Linked DNA regions of Homo sapiens: region 2 is linked to region 1. A link is a contact called in ENCODE Hi-C data. All regions are on one chromosome and are shown on one strand. Each heading gives the region's core, a stretch centred on a gene start or an enhancer-like site at or near the end of the contact. The rest is flanking DNA. Distances are from core to core; before and after follow the strand shown. Region 1 overlaps ATP8A1 (ATPase phospholipid transporting 8A1). Region 2 overlaps NIPAL1 (NIPA like domain containing 1).

Region 1 (3,754 bases), core at 857-3,356:
CCCATATTGTATTTACACAGTTGCTTCTTTAGGCCTTTAGTATAGAACCTTCAACTTATTCAGCCTTTCAAAATCTTCTAGAATTCTGATTTTTTTCATGTCATCTGTACATTGATTAATCGTGTCATGTGTCCTTATCCTGTCATTGGAACCCAGGCAGTCTGCACCCAGAGCCCTTACCAAGTTAGGCATTTACTGTAAGGGATCCTCTTGTATCACAGCAGAGGTTCATTGTTCTTTTTTTTTTTTTTTTTTCTGGTGAGGGGGAAGTCTCTGTACGTCTGCTCCTTCACTTCCTAACTTTGGCATGCATGTGGCTTCAGAGTGCCATGATGCTCCCTCCAGCCCACCTGTCCGTGATGTTCCTTACTTGGTGCTGAGTTGACTGACCACAAATCCACATTCTCTAAAAGGGATCTGACTGGCCTGGCTGGTCAGGTGCTCCATGTTGACCCTGACACCTAGGGCTCAGGTACTAGGCCAGGCCAGGAGATGGAAGGAGAGACCGAGTCCAAGGGTGACCCAGGGGAGGCTCTTTCAGAAGGGCTCACAGGCAGGGATGGCCAAAGAATAGCTTTAGTATGTGAGACCCCTCCATGTATGTTTGTCAGCTACATAGTTGTGAATCCACATTGTTTCATAATCATGGAATCGTGTGTCTTCATTTATAACAATAGGGCCTACACAAAAGCCTTCTTGAAATCCAGATGCTGAGGGTTCTATTTTTGAAAAGAAAGAAAAGGGATTTAGTCAGTGGAGGCTTACTGATCCCCACCAGTCACCACCTCCCTTTTAAGCAGTCTGTTAATCAGCTGCACTTAATGTTTGACTAGCATTGGCCTCAAACTCATTGGCCAATAGCATTATTATTCAGACTTATCTAATGTAAAGGACCTTTTTTAGAGGAAACATTTCTTTTTGGTCTTTGAGAATATATTCTTTGTATGAGAAACACTGCTTTCAAAATAATTAAGCTCAGTTCCATGTTTAACTGAATTCTCAGAAATGTTCTTTTAACTTCTGAATTTTCAGATCTTTCCCAAAAATCCTTTAGAAGCAGTGGATCTCATTTTGTAAATCTGTGAACTTTGAAAGCACATCTGTAGACTCCCATTTTAAAAAACAGTGGTTTATGATCTTTATGATCCATCTTCTTTTTAGAACACTGGGAGAGTGCAGGTGGCCCTCCTTATCCCTGAGTTTCACGTCCATGGATTCAGCCAATCATGGATCAAAAGTATTCAGAAAAAATTCCATAGAGTTTCAAAAAGCAAAACTTCAATTTGCCACACACCAAGTACTATGTTGAATCCATGCAAATGACGTGTAGGCATTGTGTTAGGTATTATAAGTAATCGAGAGATGATTTAAAATATACAAGAGGATGTGTGTAGGTTATTTGAAATACTACATCACTTTATATAAGGTAATTGAGCATCTGCAGATTTGGTAAGGGGTCTTGGAACCAATCCCCCATGCATACTGAACGATGACTAAATTGTCTTCATCTTTTAGTTCCTCTCTCATTCACCATAGTTCTTCTCTGATTAGTAACAGTTCACTTAACTATTTTGCAGGTTCTCACAGTTCTGTAGGTTAGAAAATAATTATATATACCTACACATACATATATGTATTTACTATAGGCTAGGAATTCATTTAGAGCAGTTAGGTGCTGATTTTTCTTTTTTTCCCTCTTAAAATAATCCCCTACCTTGTCTTTTGGTTTAGTTCTTCGAACTAATGTTCATTCTAACCTTTCCAGTCTTAAGATGATTATCCTTGATAGACGATTGAAGCAAAGTAGATGTTGGAGCTGAGAAGTTCTGCCTTTTATTATCTGTTAACAACATTGTATCATCTATTCTAGGCAGCAGGCTCATCTCATCAATTCTTTGTGTCCCAGATGAAAGGGGGAAAAATCGAGTGGTCTCTAACGTTTTTTACAACACCTTTCCTCCAGTCTCAGATGTCTGTGCATCTGTTAATATTCACTGTTGAACATGTGAACCTATCTATTTTCAACCTTTCCTGTGATCTTTTTTTAATCTTGTGCTTGTTCAAGTACTTCCTGTGAAGCAGCAGTGGTCTCTAAATACAACTCCTTCAACCCTCCCTGACCACCTCCCCGCCTTGTCAGGGCCTTCCACAATTACTCAGCATGTGGGTTTGGACAGCTGTTGGGGCTTCTGCACTTTGTGGGTCTTGATAATAAATTGAAATGTGCCCTCCTGAAATCCAGAATACATATCTGACATGGCCTGGTATTCCCCTTTGACAGTCAAAAACTCTTTGATACAGTTATTTTTTGAAGAGTATCATTACTACTTTACCACTTTTGCTTGGATTAGAATCCAGTCCGTAGTGTCAGTCTGCCTTGTTTCCTGTGCATTTTTAGAGGTGAACTTAATGCCACTGCAAGTCAGTGGTGCTTTAAGCTAATTGAGACTTCTAGGAGATGCTTGGTAGATGTCTGGTGGTTGCAACCCCTCGTTTCTGGTGCAGTCTGCTTCTGTGTCAATTTTTAAACATCTATGTTGGCAAATATACTATTTAATTCTTCTGTCAGATAAAGTTATCTGTGGGTTATTCCCAAGGAGATGTCATTAAATTCCTTCTGTCTTTCATTGTTCTGGTTCCTTTTCCAGTTAAGCATGAAATGGCGTTAGTAAATGTTTTATTATTTCCAAGCAATTCAGCATGCCGAAGATGACTATTATTTTAGGTTAATATCCAAGGCTGGCTGCCAACAAGATTGACTGTTTACTATGTGTGACGCCCAACTCTAGGCATACTATAGATTTCCTTGTAATACTGCTTAAGGATATCCTTTCTTCTGAATGTCAGGAGTACTCTTTAGAATCCACCACTTAGAATTTGTAGTGCTACTTCAGGGGCTTGTCGCAATTTAGCGTGAGTTCAAGAAATGTTAAGCCATTACTTTTTTTCCTTTTTTAGACAATAACTGCTGTGGTGTGTTTTACACTTGTTTATTTTTAAATCAATTCCCTCAAAGGCACTTAAAGAAACATGTCATTTACCATGTCTCCTAATGACAGGTCCTGATGACAAAATATATTAGTGGTTATTAGGATAGAGACAAGACTATAAATTTCTGGGAATTTTTGGATGCCTTATATTGAAATAGAAAATTTAGCAAACATTTAGTGCACAGAAGGGACTTTCCTGAAGGGTCATTCATGTTACTTCCCCATATTAGAGTAGCATACTTAATAGATACTTACCCATACCCTTGTGCCTGTCCCATCCTCTGTACATAAGCATGCATAGCATTTATTATTATTGAACTAAGCATATAGCTCAAAAGATTAGTGTCAGATGTATGATGGTCTTTTACATAGACAATATATTCAAAACTTTTGTAGGTATCCCTTCAAAGAAGAATGGCCAAGGAGAGTATTTTGACACTTAAGTAGCATCCAACAAGGCTGAAGGGGTAGAGAAATGTCTGAACTGGAAATACTGTTGAGGTGTAATAGACCAGCAAAGGACAGAGTTAAAGGGAGAGGTGAGGTCAAATTTAATTGTTGAATGAATGCATGAATCTATCTATCAGTGTCAGAGCTTTAGATATGGGTTGGACTTTATCAGTTTCCAAATGTTGTCTTGCCTTTGGTGCTCAGTGACTCTCTAACCTTGAGCAAGTCTCCATATGACAAGTGATGTCTCCTAATCTTCATTTTTAGAACTCTTTTAAAAAGTGAACCCTTTTGTATAATGAAAAGCTATCAAT
Region 2 (3,754 bases), core at 809-3,308, 5.4 Mb before region 1:
AACTCATTAAATCTTTCCCAGTCTTCCTCCTGGGCATGCATACATGTCAACATCAGTTCAATTTCCTGTCCAGGGTACACAATGAGCCTTGTGTTTGGGAACCTTTGACCTGGTCATAACGTACCAAGGGCAAACACCTTGTAAAAGGTGACACAAAGAAATGTCTGAAACTTAAATTCGCCAGAACACAGAATCACCAGAGTCCCAGGTTGGATGTCAAGAAAAGTGCCATTAATTTCCTCACCAAGGTGTCCTAGAGAGATCAATAAAGTTCTTAATATTAAAAGAAAAAATATTAAAATTTCTGCAATTTTCAAATGCCACTTTATCAGAAGATACTTTTTTGGGTCAGGGTCTCACTCTTGTCACCCAGGCTGGAATGCAGTGGCACAATCATAACTTACTGCAGCCTTGAACTCCTAAGCTCAAATGATCCTCCTGACTCAGCCTCTTGATGTTTTTTACATTTTTTAGAGACATGGGGTCTAGTTTATTGCCCAGGCTGGTCTCAAACTCCTGGGGACTAGAAATCCTCCCACCTGAGCCCCCCAAAGTGTTGGAATTACAGGTGTGAGCCATTGCCCAGACAGAAGATACTTTTACTACAAACTTGTGTTCATAGCTTATATATCTGATATACAAGTAAAGTGAAACAGCAATCAACAGAGTAAACACATTTTTGACCTGAGGTATCAACCCATGGACCTTCCATGGATTATCGATTTTCAAAAACGTAGAATGCATTAGAATTGCACTCAACACTAAACTATGCTGAAAAGACTATAATGTATAATGGAACATTAGGGCCTTGCAGCCATCTCAGGTAGGTTGTCATTGTGAACATCAGTCATTGTTTAATAGAACTGTGGAAATGCTGAAGTTAGTTTAATCGAATTCTGAATAATAAAGTTTACCATTATTACCTCAGGTAGTCTTGAAGTAGCTTAGAAACAAAAACCAAACCTAATAACATTTAAGGTTAGAGCAGAAAAACATTCAGTCTACCTGAATTTTTTTTTTTTTAATGACAACTTTTTGGTTAGGATTTTTGTTTTGAGAAAAATAAGATTGTTATAAAAATAAGATAGCCAATTTATTTTCCATAAAATCAATAAGTGACAGTAAATCTGTCCATCACATTAAAGACCACCAAAAATGTTATTCCTGCCATGCATTTGAAATGAGAGGGGAAAATTTTATAAACATTTTAATGTGCGAAAAAGGTATTTTCCTGCAGTAGCCCCTGAGATCTTAGTATTTTGTTTGCCAGGAAGTTAACTTTCTATCCTATTAGAATATATCTATTTTTAAAGGTTAGTAACTAATTATAATTTCCTTAATAAGGGTGAAAGTGCAAAATTTCAAGAGAGCCATTATGATAATTTGTTCAGATTTTTCACAAAGATTTTTCTAGTTGCTTCCAAACAGTCTGTGGAAAACTCACTCTTTAGGGATAAAACATTTGAGAGCAATCGAAATGTAGGATATAATCCTGAAATAATGTAGCAATCTTTTACAAAAATCTCTATATCAACAAGAAAAATAACCTTTAGGATAATAGTAAAAGAAAAGGAAAAAAAATGAACATAAGTGACTCCAAAGCTGAATTCACCTGGACTTCTTCAGAAACTCCATTTTGTCCTATGTCTTCCAGACCTGAGTTAATTAATGGAACCTGTGAAAACAATCACGTGTCTGTGTTTTTGTGAGAAGAAAACTTTTTCCTTTATCTGAAGTATTTTTCTCTTCCTCCGTTCTCCCTCTTTAACTGGTAGTAAATTCCTATGATAATGTCAATAAGTTACAATTCATAAACTCTTCATGGGTGGGTATGTCTTGTGTATTCTAGCCCACTAACAAATAAAGCAGGCTTTTTTTTAAATTTCTTTTTTCTTAAAATAACTAATTAGCTATCTAGTTTAAGAAGGAGGTGCAGAAGGAAGAACAAAGCACCCGTGGTTTCACTTCTGTTTTAAAAAAAGTTTTTTAAAGCAAAAGCCCCTGGCCCTTTCTCTTCTTCTTTTTTGAGACAGGGCCTTGCTTTGTCACCCAGGCTGGAGCACAATGGCGCAATCTGGGCTCACGGCAGCCCCAACCTCGCAGACTCAAGCAATCCTCCCACCTCAGGCTCCCGGGTGGCTGGAACTACAGGCATGTGCCACCACGCCTGGCTAATTTTTGTATTTTTTGTAGAGACAGGGTCTCGCCTTGTGGCCCAAGGTGGTCTCGAACTCCTGAGCTCAAGTGATCTGTCCGCCTTGGCCTCCCAAACTGCTAGGATTACAGGTGTGAACCACCATGCCTGGCCTCTCTTCTCAGTTTTAATATGAGAAATTACATGATTATACCTTTCTGAAATCTTGTTGAGTTTGAAATTATGACTCAACGGAGAATATGACTGATACTGTGTCTATCAGAACACTGCTAACTGTATATTGGTGAATGACTGTAAGTCTAAAAATAGCTACCAAAGAAATGAAGAGCCACCTGGCAGAGACAAAGATACTGTGACCAGAAGAAGGAGATTATTCTGAGACACACATAGCTCTTTGACTTCTTTGATCCTTAGAGAGTATTTCAAAGTTTGTAGAGATTCTGGAGGATAATCAATTTGATTTTCAAATTCAATGGCCAAAAAAATGGCATTTTTACTTGGCCTCACATCTAAATTAGTTAGAACTGCAAAAATGCTAACTTTCCTAGCAGTTCTTCCAAGAAGCAAGCATTCATTTTCCTCTTCGTGTGTCTCATATTGGTTAAAACTCAGTGTTTCTAGAGACTTCAGTCATCAGTTCTACTAAACAAGGTAACGTCATCATTGTATCCTGGGGCTGAACACTCCAAGTTCTCTAGTAAAACATAATTGTTTTCATTGACATTCAGAGAGACGGCTTCTTTCTTAGCAGTGGATGTAAGCTCACTCCAAGTAATGTCAGTATTTTTAAAAGCATGTAGAAGGAAGATGCCAATGATAATAGTGAAGAATCCACTCAGGGTCCCAATGATATCTCCAGCTGTCATGCCATACCACTCTTGGAATAAGATGGCAGAGCAAGTCACTACCATGGATGTGAAGAATACATAATAAATGGGTGTCACAAGAGAGGTATTAAAGGTGTCCAGTGCCTTGTTGAGATAGTTAATCTGTGTAGTTACTGAAAGCACAAGTACAGCCAGCAAAACAAAGACCAGCGGATGTTTGTAAACTGGCTTCCATTCTATCAGCTCCTTAATGGCAATTCCCAGGCCTTTCACAGAAGAAACTGAAAACGCTCCAATCAAGGAACAGATTGAAATATAAACCAATATATTGGTCTGTCCTTTCTTGGGAGCCACAATCAAAATCAGCACCAAGGAGATCACAGTTATGATCACAGCAAAGGAAATAAACCCTGTTAGAAGGAGAAAAGAATTTGACTTTAGAAAATGCTCACAGGATTATACCTTTCTGAAATCTTGTTAGTCATGAGTTTAAGAGCATAGGTATTTTAGAAATAGAAGTGAGATCAAATTAAAAACAACATTCTATTGCATAGTTCTCAATATTTTACAAAGGATTTTCACAAACATATCATTTAAATCTCACCAATACCACTATGAGCTAGGGCGAATATTATCAGATTAACTTTTTATTTTCAGAGGAAGAGAGTGGCAAAGATTTGATTTTGAATATATGTCTTTTGCCTCTACCATCCCCACCTCTCCCTTTCATTGTGTAACAGGGGAAGCATGAACACAAAAATAAGTTCTGCCA

Evidence for each region. A loop is a pair of places that touch in the nucleus more often than their neighbours do. Pooled maps may share reads with other maps.
Region 2: a loop to region 1 is called in a pooled map, with 4 times the contacts of the local background. The contact joins two enhancer-like sites. A Hi-C loop is called at or near these places in 4 of 37 single-sample maps with no recorded cell type and 3 of 50 pooled maps.

The regions. Positions count from the first base shown.
Region 1 is chr4:42,637,512-42,641,265 of GRCh38, reverse strand. The region is part of intron 1 of ATP8A1 (ATPase phospholipid transporting 8A1); the gene reads left to right. Among named protein-coding and RNA genes, the nearest start is that of ATP8A1, 18 kb to the left of the region's middle. RefSeq lists enhancers at 1,956-2,075, 2,306-2,355. Within about 2 kb of position 2,106, at least 4 of the 41 ENCODE cell types and tissues checked have a DNase peak (open chromatin) inside an H3K27ac peak, as active enhancers do.
Region 2 is chr4:48,035,200-48,038,953 of GRCh38, reverse strand. It overlaps NIPAL1 (NIPA like domain containing 1), which reads right to left. Exons shown (of 6, transcript NM_207330.3): 6 at 1-3,392. The coding sequence ends at 2,782. Among named protein-coding and RNA genes, the nearest start is that of NIPAL1, 20 kb to the right of the region's middle. RefSeq lists enhancers at 1,942-2,001, 2,022-2,281. Within about 2 kb of position 2,058, at least 5 of the 41 ENCODE cell types and tissues checked have a DNase peak (open chromatin) inside an H3K27ac peak, as active enhancers do.